3 separate regions of the Homo sapiens genome follow, and regions 1 and 2 are each linked to region 3. The links are chromatin contacts, found by Hi-C or POLR2A ChIA-PET in ENCODE. All regions are on one chromosome and are shown on one strand. Each heading gives the region's core, a stretch centred on a gene start or an enhancer-like site at or near the end of the contact. The rest is flanking DNA. Distances are from core to core; before and after follow the strand shown.

Evidence for each region. A loop is a pair of places that touch in the nucleus more often than their neighbours do. ChIA-PET counts read pairs that join two places held with the same protein, here RNA polymerase II (POLR2A). Pooled maps may share reads with other maps.
Region 1: a loop to region 3 is called in a map of gastrocnemius medialis, with 8 times the contacts of the local background. The contact joins two enhancer-like sites. A Hi-C loop is called at or near these places in 7 of 168 maps with a recorded cell type or tissue (PC-3, endothelial cell of hepatic sinusoid, gastrocnemius medialis and 3 more) and 3 of 50 pooled maps. POLR2A ChIA-PET finds 5 or more read pairs at or near these places in 2 of 52 experiments (Panc1 and WTC11).
Region 2: a loop to region 3 is called in a map of psoas muscle, with 2.1 times the contacts of the local background. The contact joins two enhancer-like sites. A Hi-C loop is called at or near these places in 3 of 168 maps with a recorded cell type or tissue (mammary epithelial cell, posterior vena cava and psoas muscle).

The regions. Positions count from the first base shown.
Region 1 is chr11:17,837,185-17,841,323 of GRCh38, forward strand. The region is part of intron 10 of SERGEF (secretion regulating guanine nucleotide exchange factor); the gene reads right to left. Among named protein-coding and RNA genes, the nearest start is that of KCNC1, 100 kb to the left of the region's middle. Within about 2 kb of position 2,512, at least 3 of the 41 ENCODE cell types and tissues checked have a DNase peak (open chromatin) inside an H3K27ac peak, as active enhancers do; they include gastrocnemius medialis and psoas muscle, where a contact is called at or near this core.
Region 2 is chr11:17,750,764-17,755,059 of GRCh38, forward strand. The region is part of intron 1 of KCNC1 (potassium voltage-gated channel subfamily C member 1); the gene reads left to right. Among named protein-coding and RNA genes, the nearest start is that of KCNC1, 18 kb to the left of the region's middle. Within about 2 kb of position 2,933, at least 3 of the 41 ENCODE cell types and tissues checked have a DNase peak (open chromatin) inside an H3K27ac peak, as active enhancers do; they include psoas muscle, where a contact is called at or near this core.
Region 3 is chr11:17,796,462-17,800,647 of GRCh38, forward strand. The region is part of intron 10 of SERGEF (secretion regulating guanine nucleotide exchange factor); the gene reads right to left. Among named protein-coding and RNA genes, the nearest start is that of KCNC1, 64 kb to the left of the region's middle. Within about 2 kb of position 2,032, at least 6 of the 41 ENCODE cell types and tissues checked have a DNase peak (open chromatin) inside an H3K27ac peak, as active enhancers do; they include gastrocnemius medialis and psoas muscle, where a contact is called at or near this core.

The sequences.
Region 1 (4,139 bases), core at 1,262-3,761, 41 kb after region 3:
GGAGCTGAAACTAGCTATTAATTTGATCTATACTAATTGAGTACTACAGCACTTACTATTTTGTCTAACACAGGGTCTGGCTGAGTAAGTGATAAATAAATGAATATTTATTGAAAGCCAAATGAATGAGTTCCCCTAAACCTCATGTTGAAATTTGATCCCAATATTGGAGGTACAGGCCTGAAGTGTGATGTTTGGGTAAAGGGGGACAGATCCCTAACGAATAGTTGGATGCCCTCTGTGGGGAGTGAGTTGTCACTCTATTAGTTCCTGGGAGAGCTACTTGTTAAAAAGAGCCTGGCACCTCCCCTCTCTCTTGCTTCCTGTCTCACCATGTGATCTCTGCATATGTTGGCTCCCCTTTGTCTTCTGTCATGAGTGGAAGCAGCCTGAGGCCCTCACCATAAACCAAGCAGAAGCCGGCGCCATGCTTCTTATACAGCCTGCAGAACTATAAGCCAAGTAAACCTCTTTCTTTTTTTTTTTTTTTTTGAGACAGAGTCTTGCTCTGTCGCCCAAGCTGGAGTACAGTGTGGCACTGTCTTGGCTCACAGCAACCTCTGCTTCCCGGGTTCAAGCGGTTCTCCTGCCTCAGCCTCCTGAGTATCTGGGATCACAGGTGTGTGCTGCCACCACGCCCGGCTAATTTTTGTATTTTTAATAGAGATGGGGGGGTTTCACTATGTTGGTCAGGCTGGTCTTGAACTCGTGACCTTGTGATTCACCCGCCTCGGCCTCCCAAAGTGCTGGGATTACAGGCGTGAGCCACCGTGCCTGGCCAATAAACCTCTTTTCTTTATAAATTACCCAGTCTTAGGTATTCCTTGATACAATCACCAAATAGACGAAGATAGTAACCTTCAGGGCATGCACAACACTAGAAGTCAGAAGACCTGGGTGCCATATGTGGCCTCTCATGAAGCACAACATAACAACACGAAAGAGTCCAGGTAAAATGTCAAAGTAAGGGAAGCAACCTGTTTTTGCCTTAGAGAAAGCTAGGAAAGAAGAAAGCCCTGTGGCTAGAGAGGCCAGGGTAGGCTTTAGCGGTCCAGAACACAGCCCTGGGGCAAATGTCAGGGGTGCAGCATGCCAGGGAAGGATGATGTTTCCTGAACTGGCATAAAACTAAACAGGCGGTATCTGACAGAGAGACTTGAAGTGGCCTCTGGGCAGTAGGGAAGAGTGTGATAGAGAGAGCTATGGAGAGGACTTAAGCATGACCTTAGCTTCCAAATGTATTTAGTGGGGTGCAGTAGAAAGACCACTAGATTAGAAGTCAGAGGAGGAACTAGGGAAAGGAAACAAGTATTGACTGAGCACCTCCTCTATTCCAGGCTCTGTGCTGGGCAGTTTACACACATTATCTCATTCAGCCCTTATCATCACCCTCCCAGGGAGATATTAATATTCTTATTTTATAGAGAAACTGGGGCTCAGACAGGGAAAGCTACTTTAGCACTCTGAATTTCAGGATGCTTATCTGTAAAACCGATAATAATAAAACCCCTCTCACAGGTCTAGTGTGAGAATGAAAACGAGATACGGTGTAGAGCACCTACTACCATGCCAGGTGCTTTGTAAATTCTACTCTAATTATTAATATCAATAACTACTTATAATAACTAGCTTGCACAAGGTCATACAGCTCATGAGTGCCATTGGTGGGATGTAAATGCTGGATGGTGTTTACATTATGTCAGGCTGCCCCTTAGAAGACCAGGATTTGAAAAACAGCCCTGCCAATAATTAGTTGGGTGACCTAAGACAAACTATTGCACCTTGCAGAGCCATGTTCTCTTAATCTGAATAAAAGGGCCAAGAACCCTGCCCTACAGAGCCCACAGGGAGGCTAGGCAGATAAAATAACTGGTAAATACAGAGCTTTATTGTGTACACAGATGGAACCGTGATGACTATGATGGATACCCTGAACAGGGACAAATGTCTTCAAGTTGGAGTGGTTCAGGTATGCTAGATGGTGACATATGAAGCCAGAATTTTGCCTTGGGTGTCAAGGATTTTGCAGGCAGCAAGCAGCCTCTAGTTTACAATGACTATGCTTGCCCCAACAAAAACCTAGTCTGTATCCTCTTAATGCTCCCCATGAAAATAAAAACATTGTGAACCTCCTAAGACACCATCAGAGACACACTTTAGGATTTTATCCAACACATTAGAAAAATAATTCCTCATAAAATCGGCTTTAGTAAAGAGTTGGCATGGGAAAGGGACACAGTCAGAATTCTTCCAGGGGTCAGATTGCAAGAAACATGCCACTCTCAGCACCTGAAAGGATTTCTCTGTAACGAAGACTGAGTTCTTTGGGGAAACTTAAGATGGGTGGGCTGTTTGCTGAGCTGGTGTCAGTCCTCAGGCAGAAAAAGGACAGCGTGTCCCAGCCTACCCCAGGCTGCCAGTGAGCTGACACATGCCCTGAATTTGTGTTCTGTGGAGCAATGAATGTTCTCCCTGTGCAGAGCATGCAAACTCAAGCCATGTGCACACCATCCACGCGCACATGCCACAGGGCTGCCAGCTGATCAGAGGCTCCGAAGCCTTCTCCCCACCTCACATCCTGAGGTGTTGGCTCCTGGACTTAACTCATTTGACCCTCACACACAAAACTCTGCAAGGTATTATAAACCTAATTTTATAGACTAGAAGAGGGAGGTTCAGAGAGCCACCTGCCTAATTTACATAGCTAGAAGAGGTGGAGCTGAGATTTAGCCTAGGTCCTTCTGACTTCAAGGACACATCTGTCCTTGGCAGATTTGCCTAAGGCAGACTTACTTTTCAAGACAGAAAGCAAAGCCAAGAATCAGAGAATCTTAAAGCTGCGATTCTCAGTCCACCATGGGAAGCAGTCCCTCTGTCCCACCTGACATGTGGTCACCTGGCCTCTGCAGGAACATCTGCCCTGACAGGGGCTCACCATCTGCTCCAGTTATAAGAAGTTCTTTGTTCCACTGACATAGAGAATGCCAGCTTCCCCTGAGTGCCTAAACTGGCATAAATATTTCATCACTCACTGCACTGTATTTTAGATACACTACAGGATATTTTAAAGGATACCAGCTCCCTTTTGTGATGGTAATCGCGGTTCCAAATTCATGTGGCTTGTGAGTTTAGATTTTCACAAGGCAAATGTTCTTAAAGCATGTATCTATTTCACATGGGTATTCACAGATCCTATCACATGGTGCCAGGGCTGGATGAGTCACACCTCTGCCCACCACCCCCTTCCTGCCCGCCAGTCCAGCTCTCCTCTGCTGTTCTACAGAAGGACACGAAACCTCCTCTGACACTTCTCTCACCCTCACCTGCTAACCTGGACACAAAGAGTTGCTTTCAGGCAACAAACCAGAACACATAGCAGTGGTAAGGTGGGGTGGCTCAGAGTGCCCAGCTGAGCCCTGTTCAAAGTGGAGAACTGATGTAGTTACTGTCTAGGGAGACTGCAGAAGAGAGGCCCCCAAAGACAGATTGAAGAGTTGCAGCTGCAGAAGAAGCCCCTGACAAGCCAACCCCCTGAACTCAAGGACAGGTTCCCTTGATGAAAAGTCAGCAGCTCAGCATCCTAGAGATTTAGTATTCTCTAAAATCACAAGAACAGCAAAGCCAGATGGGTTCTGGGGCTGTCGCTTCTGAAGTACCACGGGTCCTTTCTGACTTGACATTGTGTCTACCATATAGTAGATATATATTAATAGCAAATATCTTAATAAATAAAAGCACACATGTCAAACACAAATATCTCAATCACAGATTTGGAAAAACATCTCAAACAACATGCATCAATATCTAAATTGTTTCCCCTAAAGCAGCAGAGTCTCTCCCCAGACTGTTCCTGTTCCTTCTTAGGCTGAATTCTCCCTTTTCAGGATACTCTGGTAAGGAAATAGAACCACAAGGGTGGGAAGCAAACCATGAGTCCTCAGGCCAGCTACCAAACAAGGCTGACCCCCAGAGAGGCTGGATCTGGGTCACATTTCTCGGGGCATCCTAAGGCCATTGTGGCCTACCCTTGGTGGCCATGGGCATGGAATATCCATACCCAGATGTCTAAAAGGCACCTCTAGTGCAGTGTGTTCAAATTCAGATCAGATCTTCCTCTCCAAACCTGTTCACCTTCTACT
Region 2 (4,296 bases), core at 1,683-4,182, 45 kb before region 3:
AATGGATGCTTCCTGCTAGGCCGGCTCTCATGGCTCTTCCTTTAGGGAGCCTTTCCCGACACCCTCTACCTCCTGGAAGAGCCTGCTCTGCCCTTCATGCTTCCAGAAAACCTTTCCTGTCTGACTTGAGGCCTTTGATCCACTGACTATCATTCTGTGACTCTCAGACTCAACCACAACCTCTTGGAGGACAAGGGTCAGGTTAGGCAATAGTAGTGCCTGTTACATAATAGGGAATCAATCGATCTTTGCTAAAGCTATGTGCCCCTGTGAGGTGGAAGGGTTAGGTAGTATACCCCTCTTATTGATGAGGGAAAAATGGCTCCCAGAGAGAATCATTTATTTGTCCAAGACCATCCAGAAGAGAGCAAGTGGTAGAAGGATTAGATCCCAGGTCTTCTTTTGAAAATAAATCAAGAAGGTCAGCTAGAGCCATGCCAGTGTTCCTTCTGGCTCTGGGATGCTGTGGTTCTATGGTTAAAAATGAGGTAGTGGGAGAGACCGACGAGTAATGGACGAATAGATGAAAGAATGGATAAAAAGACGGATATGTGGATGGATACAAGTGAATGGATGGAAGGAGGGACATATGGATTGAAGGAGACACAGCTGGGTGACTCAGTGGATGGGTAAACAAATGGCTGAGAAGGATGGATGGAGGACCATGGATGTGCTTCTCCTTGCGTGCCTTCAAAGCGGAAGTCCCACCTCTCACAGGATGAACACATCCTGGACGATGGGACTTGGAAGCATGGACTTCAGGGCAGTAGGCAGAGTGGAGTGGCCCAGTACATGTGTGCAGAAAGTGGGACTGCCAGATGCAGGAGGTGGGATGGTTTGTGGAGTGAGAGAGCTGGGAGCTGGGGACAGAGACTGGGCTGAGGGACTGGCCCACTCTCAAAGGTGAGAGTCCCTGATGGCAGAGAACCAGGACCAGGCTGGAAAGAAGTTCCAGGCAGAGTCATGTGGCCGGCAAGCCCTCAGGACCTGTGGTTTTCCAGACCTGCCTCTGGCCAAAGCCTGAAGGGCAGTCAGTGAGTGGGGGATTGCCCTTTGAACCCTAGGCTGTGTGAGAGAGTCTGTGGTTTCAGTCTGCTCCGGAGTAGGGAGGTCTCTCTTCCTCCTCAGGTCCCCAGCCTTGGTGAGTGAGAACCTCTGATAGCTCAGGCAGGATGTGTTCAAGGAGGCAGTGCAGCTTCACCAGCTGCAGAGAAGGTGCTGAGGAGGGGGCCCTCCTGAGGCCGCAGAAGACCCTGGCTCAGGTATACCAGGATCGACCATCTTCCCACCGCTTTTTGCTATCAACCCCCAGGTGTTAGCCATGAACTCCAAGGCTTTAGTTCTAATTGCTTGTGGACCAGTGAAGGGACCACAGGCATAGGTGGCCAATGTTGAGCTTGGTGGAGCCTGGATGCTTAGATGCTTCTGGCCTGGAGCAGATTCTTCCAGCTGGAGCTAAGTCTCTCCATTTGCACAAGGCACAGCACTGTGAGCTCCAGGCTCCCTCCAAAGCCCTGATCTAGCATTCCCCAGCACCAAGCTGCACCCCCCACACATATACACTGGCCCGGCGATCTCCCTGGGAAACCAGGTCCCGATGAGAGTGGCTGGTGTGCCGCTAACTGCTCATTACAGTCACGGCTGCAGCTAAGTATAGCTCCAGCACACACAAGACTAAGACAACAAGGGAACGTCTTCCCATAAAAAAGCTCCACATGCAAACATGCAGACATCTGCACACACAGGCTCCCCACCCTCGTGCAAACTCATGGCCTTGCACACACATGAATGCATACTTGCACCAATGCAAAGCTTTATCATTTATTTACTCAGTCATTCAATAAATGTTTGTCAGGGGGCCAGTAGAGTGGTTAAGTGCATGTGTTCTGGAGTCAGACAAAATTGGGTTTCAAATTCTACCTCCCTCACTTCCCGGTTGTATGACCATGGACAACTTAACCTCTCTGAGCCTCAGTTTCCTTCTTTATAAAATTGGGGTGGTGGCCACCTTGTGGACCAGTGGTGTAAAGGTAAATGAGATGGGGGCATGTCAGAGCGCTTAGAATAGGCCTGGCTCAGAATGTGTCAGTACGTGGTAGCTGCCTTCATCATTACTGTTGAGTACCTACTGTGTGCCCAGTTCTGCACTCTTATTTCTGGAGATGGTTGTGAAAAGTAGTGCCTGGTGCATAATAGGCATTCAGTAAATGTTTGATGATGGAATGAATGAACAAATGAATGAAAGCTGCATAGATGGGTGGCTGAAGGTCCTCAGAGCTTTCTTCTTTCAGGAGGAATTCACCCTCCGTTGACTTGCATGCAGGCTGTGTCTCCGATAAGATCTAGATGTTCTTGTGGGTAACACAGGGATTCCAGAGATAGAACAGGAACCCGAAGGTGTCTGGGCCACCCCTCATTTTGCAGATGGGGAAACGGCAGTGCAGAGAGGCAGCAAGGAGCAGGCATTGTCCCATGCCAGTCAGTAGTCAGTGGCCGGAGCCCAAGGCTGCCACCTTGAGCCATCCTAGCACAGTGGCCTAGCATAGCAGGTGGTGCCTGGTCAAGCTGCAGCCCCTGAGCCCCAGGCAGCTGGAGTCTGGAGCCTGGAGAATGCTCAGGCTACAGTCCTGGTCCCGGCTTGGACAGCCACAGGAATCATGCAGTCACACATCAGTCAGATCCCTGGCTGGGCTGTCAGTCAGGCTGGGGCCTCTGGCCGGCACTAGGCAGGGTTCCATCTGCCAGGGAAGGGACTTGGGTCTAGCCTGGGTACAAAACAATCTTCAGGATTTGAAGGTCCTGTCATCGTTCCCGACCTTTGAATAAACCAGCCGCTAAACTGCCTGGGCCATCTCCTCCCATTGCGCCTCTTCAAAAAGAAATTGACATTTCCTGGTGCTTTTTTAAGCCCAGGCTGGCTGGGCCAGGCCCCGGCGTGGGGGGTGGGGAGGGGGCGGGTGGCAATGGGAGTCACACAGCCTGAGTCTCTCCTCACCTTGAGTGATCTCAAGACGCTGGGAATAGACATGGTCTCATCTCCTCACCATGTGTCCCAGATTCCAATTCCGATGCCCAGATTCCAGATTCGCCACTCCAGTGCCCGCATCCAGGTTTTGAATTCCACAATCCAGTGCCAGTTCTGCCCCGTAGACAGGACTCAGGCTGTTGGACTACATCATGAGCGCCTTCAGCTGGCCTGTCTGCTGGGAGGGAAGGATGTATCTGCCCTCTCTCTGGAAAGGAACTCTGTGACCTTGTGCGCACTCTCCATGAATGACATGCATCACTCATGTTCATGGCTGGTGGGGATTCAGGCCTTTGTTCACTGATTGTGCCCATTGTCAAGGAGATGAAAGTGATTGTGCCTGCTGCCAGTGTAGACATGAGTCTGCTTTCAATGAATGCACTCATTGCCAGTGTAGATACGGCTCTGCTCTCAATCACTGTGCCCACTGCCAGTGTAATAAACACTCTGTGCAAAGATCAAGGATGCCCATTGCCAATGAGAGCATAGCTGAAAGATCAGTGATCATGTCTATGGCTGGTTGAGTCACAGATTGGTGTATGGAGATTATCTTTTTACCAGTGTAGCGCTTCCGTTACTGTGGTCAGTGCCCATGTAAATGCAACTCTGAAATCAACGATTGTGTACATTGCCAGGGTAGACGCAGATGTGGTATCATTGAATCAGTGACTGCCCATATTGACAAGGGGCAGCAAGCACCAGCCGCCGGGGGCTCACTTCTGAAGGAGGCTGCAGGGAGTAAACCATTGTGCCCATTATGCAACTAGAGGGAGTGAGGCAAGTGGACATAGGACCCATGTCCACGACCTTCTTTCCACAGAGGAAACCTATGCTTGTGCTCCCCATTTCCTGGAGGAAGGAGCCTCCTTTCCCCTACTAGTTGGAGTGTTTGGCTGGGTCTTTGAGGCAGGGCCACCCTGACCCTCAGATTCAGCCACCTCATGGACCTTACATTCTAGAGGGGGAAGAGAGTCAAACAACAAACATGAACACTAAGTAAATTAGACAGTGTCAATGCCAACACGCAGCCAACTGGATACTTACAACAGAGACCTGATTTCAAATCCTGCTGCCACTTCTGAGTTACGTGGGATTTTCTCGCACATCTTAACCACTCTAAACCTCAATTTTCTTATTTTCTTATAGGTAAATTATACCTTGATAAAGCTGAGGAAAGTTGGCATCTTAGATGATCTGTGCTGGGGGGAACAGCAGAGTAAGGAAAACCAGATTTTCCTTACTGGAGGTGTTGGTTGAGACTTGAAATAGGG
Region 3 (4,186 bases), core at 782-3,281:
GCTGTCACTGTGGGAATGGGTTAATTATCGTGGGAGTTTGGTCTCTTTTTCTCTCTTTCTTGAATGTTTGCTTGCCCTTTTGCCATGTTATGATGCAGCAAGAAGGTCTTCCCCAGATGTGGCCCTGTGATCTTGGACTTCCCAGTCTCCAGAACCATTTATTGAGCTAAATAAATCTCTTTTCTTTATAAATTACCCAGTCTGTGGTATTCTGTTATAGCAGCAAAACATGGACTAAAACAGGCCCTTTCAGGAATTAGTCCATCCATCACTCTCCAGGGCCAAGGATACCCTCGAGGCAGGAGCTGAGGCAGCAGAAAGAAGCTACTCCAGAATCAAAAGTGGGGCTGTTCACCCACAGGATTACTCTGGGGATGTTTCAGGTTTGTGGCCCACATTGCTTCAGAGAAGGCTGTATGTGGGAAAACAGACAGGCCTAGGGTCCCCTTCACACCAAGATCCACAGCAGCCCTGAGAATGAGGTGAGAGGAGTAGATGGGGGGTGAGGGTTGGAGGCAAGGAGGCCAGCAAGGAGGCTGTGGCTGTCCACCAGGTAAGAAAAGGGCAGGGCCTGTGGAAAAAGGGTTTGGGGAAGGTAATGTGCAAAATACAGCCAGGATCTGGCCACTTCTCACCAGTGCCATCACCCCTCAAGGGCTGCCCAACTGGTCTCTCTGCTGCCTCTGTTTCCCTGTATGTTCTATTCTCCACACAGCAACTTGAGTGATTGTGTTAAAACCTATGTCAGACAAGGCACTGCACTGTTTAGAATCCTTCAGTGGCTTCTCCTGTTACTCAGAATAAACAACAGCGGGTCTCCAGCTCCTTCTCTAACATCATGTTCTATCATGATCCACTCTGCTAACATCACCATAGTGACACTGACTTTCTTACTGTTCCTCAAACAGTACTTGCCTCAGGACCTTTGCACTTATTGTTCCTGCTATCTGGAATGCTCTTGGCCCTGACAGCCACAGGTTCATTCCTTCATGTTGTTCAGGTATTTGTGAGAGTCCCACCTTATTTGAGAGGCCTTCCCTGACAACTTTATATGAAATAGCAGTCTACCCCTACTCCCGTCTTATCTCTTCACCTGCTCTATTTTTCTTCATTTTTTTTTTACAGTTTATTTATTTTATGATCTCTCTCTCCTAACAAAACACAAGCTCTTTGAGAGTTAGGTACTCTGTTTTGTTTGCTGCTATATCCCAGTACCTGAAACAGTGCTTGGCATAGGTTAGCGCTCAATGCTGTTGTGTGAATGAAAGGACAAATGAATGAATGGCAGTGAGAGAATGGAGCTGCTTCTTCTCTCTTAGAGGGCCAAAAGGGAACCCATGGATGTGGAAAGCAGCAGCCATGGGCACGGCAATTGTAGCTCGCTATCAGGAAGAACGCTGCAATGACTGGAAGACTGCTCTGGAACATAGCTGGTGCTCTGCCACAGGTCCTGAGCCCCCAGGACAGTCCCACAGTGGGCAGAGGCTGGGCTGAGACAAACCAAAAGTCCTTCCAATCCTGGAGAATTTGTGTGGTGGTGTGTGTGGATATGGAAGTGTGTAAGAAAGAGAAGGAAGGTGGACACAGAAGAGGAGAGTGGGCAGATACACGCTCCCCAGGCTGGCTCCTTCAAACCAGACAAAAGAAAGGCCTTGGCTCAAGTGATAAATAAGTGTGTTGAATTGATGGGTTCTAAGCTGCAAGGCTAGGACTGCTCTGGAACCTCTTCTAGAACCCCCTTGCTCAAAAGGTTGCCCAGTTCTCTCTGTCAATCACTTTCCCTCTACATAGGAGGAAACTGAGGCCCACAGTGGGGCAATGCCATGCAAAGGTCCCCACTGGCCTACCTCCCCGCTCCTCTCAACCACCCCCTGGCATCACTGCAGGCACCTCATCTGACAGCAGCCCAGTGAGGCACGTATTGGATCAACACTGCATGGAAGAGAAAACTGCATTTGGGTGCGGTTCAGAAACAGCCAAGCTGGGACAGGCAGAGGCCAGCCCTCCCCACCCCCAGCCCCAGGAGTAGGAGGCTGCTGAGGCTGCTGTGGACACATTTCCTCAGTCACCTGCAGTGAGAGCGTGCTGTGGCACGTTGGCTCCAGTGGGTGACTATTCTTAGATCTAGGGAGCTATGATGACGGATTTAGAACTTACAAGGTGGAAACATGTTGGCCTGTTTTATAAACAACTGAAATCCTCCCTACAGACTGTCTTTCTGAATTCTGTGTTCTCTCAGAACTGCTGGCTTTCTGGGCTTATTGGCTGCCTTGCGAGAGGGGGCAGAAAGAGAAACTAACCCTCTTGAGGGCCTACTATGATCACATATGGCGTTATGGGCTTTTGTATCACCCATCTCATTTAACAGCTCTGGGAAGAAGATATTTTGGTCACACTCTGTGGATGAGGAAACAGGCTGGGAGAGGTCCAGAAGCAAGCACACCCTGTGATGTGGTACAAGAGTGAGGCTGTGGACCAGCAGGTCTGCTGTGGAGCCTGGTGCTGCCAAAAGAAAGGTGGCCCTGGCAGATGGAGCAGCAAGGGCATGCACACAGCACCTTCGGATCTGAATCCCTTCAGGTGTTGCTCTCCTGTCCTCCAAGATTTCTTCAATCCTGGTGATACCTCCTCCCTCTGTATGACCTGGTAGCTTGTCCCCATTGCCTACCAGGGCCCCCTCAGCAGATTCTCAGTCATCATCATCCCTCTAGAAGTATGGTACCCAGAGCTGGCTGAGGTCCAGAGATGAAGGGCCCACCAAGATGCACACATAGTCCCCAAGGTTCCACCTCTGTTAGCTTAGCCTGAGGCCACATTCGCTGCTTTGGAGGCCAAGTCCACTTCCCCTTGCTGAACCCGCGGCCTGCAAAAACTCTTAAACAGTTTCTGGAGGACTTGTTCTCCTATCTCTTACCTGGCCTGGCCCGTATGCTGGTGGTTTAGACCTGGCTGGGACTTTCAGGTTGTTTCCATTAAAAGTCATCTTATTAAATGAACATGCCAATCTCCGAGGGGCACTAGCAGAGGGGTGGAGGAATGGATGCCATTCTGGGACCAGGAGCAGCTGCACTGTTGCCATTCCTGAAGCCTGGTCACCACCAGAGCCTCCTTACCTTGCTCTCCTCAAGCCTGTTTGGGAATCACCAGTGTGCAGAAGAGGAAGCTAGGGAATTGGGGCAATAGTGGAGGTGGTAGTAAGAAGGTCTGCTCTGGAATCCAGTGGCAGGTCCAGAAGAATCCACATGCAGGAAGATTAGGGTACTAGAGTTCACATGGGGACGGATGACACAAATCTGAGACAGAATTCTCCCTAGAAGTTCCAATCACTGAATAAATATTGTACCTACTTAGTATCTGGTCCGTGTCTGGTGCTATGCCCAATTCAGTTCAATTCATTTTGTACACATCAACTAGGCTCCCACAAAGCCCAAGTGCTGGGTTAGAGAGCTGAGCGTCCATCCCACAGTGACAGCACAGGGAGATGAGGTCCTGGAAAGATTTGCTCAGGAAGACCAGGCAGTGGCTAATTCCTGAGATGGATCAAACCCCGAAGGGAAGAGAGTCTTTCTCTTATTTATCTTTTTTTTTCTAAACAGTAAAATTTTATTAAACTTCTTGTCAATAAAAATTATTACAATACAAAATAGGAGAAAACTAATGGGTTAATACTTTTAATATATATTAATGAATTTTTTTCCTTTTAAATAGACTATTTTTTAAGAGAAAATGTAGGTTCATAGTAAAATTAAGCAGAAAGTATGGACAGTTCCCATAATACTTCCTGCCTCTACTTACTTCATAGCCTTCCCCACCAACATCCCGCACCACTGACACACCATTGGCGCTCAAAGTGGGTGGTTTACATTATGGATGATCTTGGTGTTGTACATTATACGGGTTTGACAAATGTATAATGACATGGATCCACCTAATTATAAGGTCATACTGAATAGTTTTGCTGCCCTAAAAATCCTCTGTGTTTTGCATACTTATTTATCTTTTCATCTGCCAGAGTTGCAGAATAAATGAGTGGAAGAATAGTTATAGAGTGCCAATAATATTCAAGCAGTTGCAGAGAATATAGCACCAAACAACACACAAGGTCCCTGTCCTCAAGGGGCTTATACTCTAATGGGAGAAACAACAAGCAAGTAGTCATACAATTCAACAGAATGCAGCTAGTAAT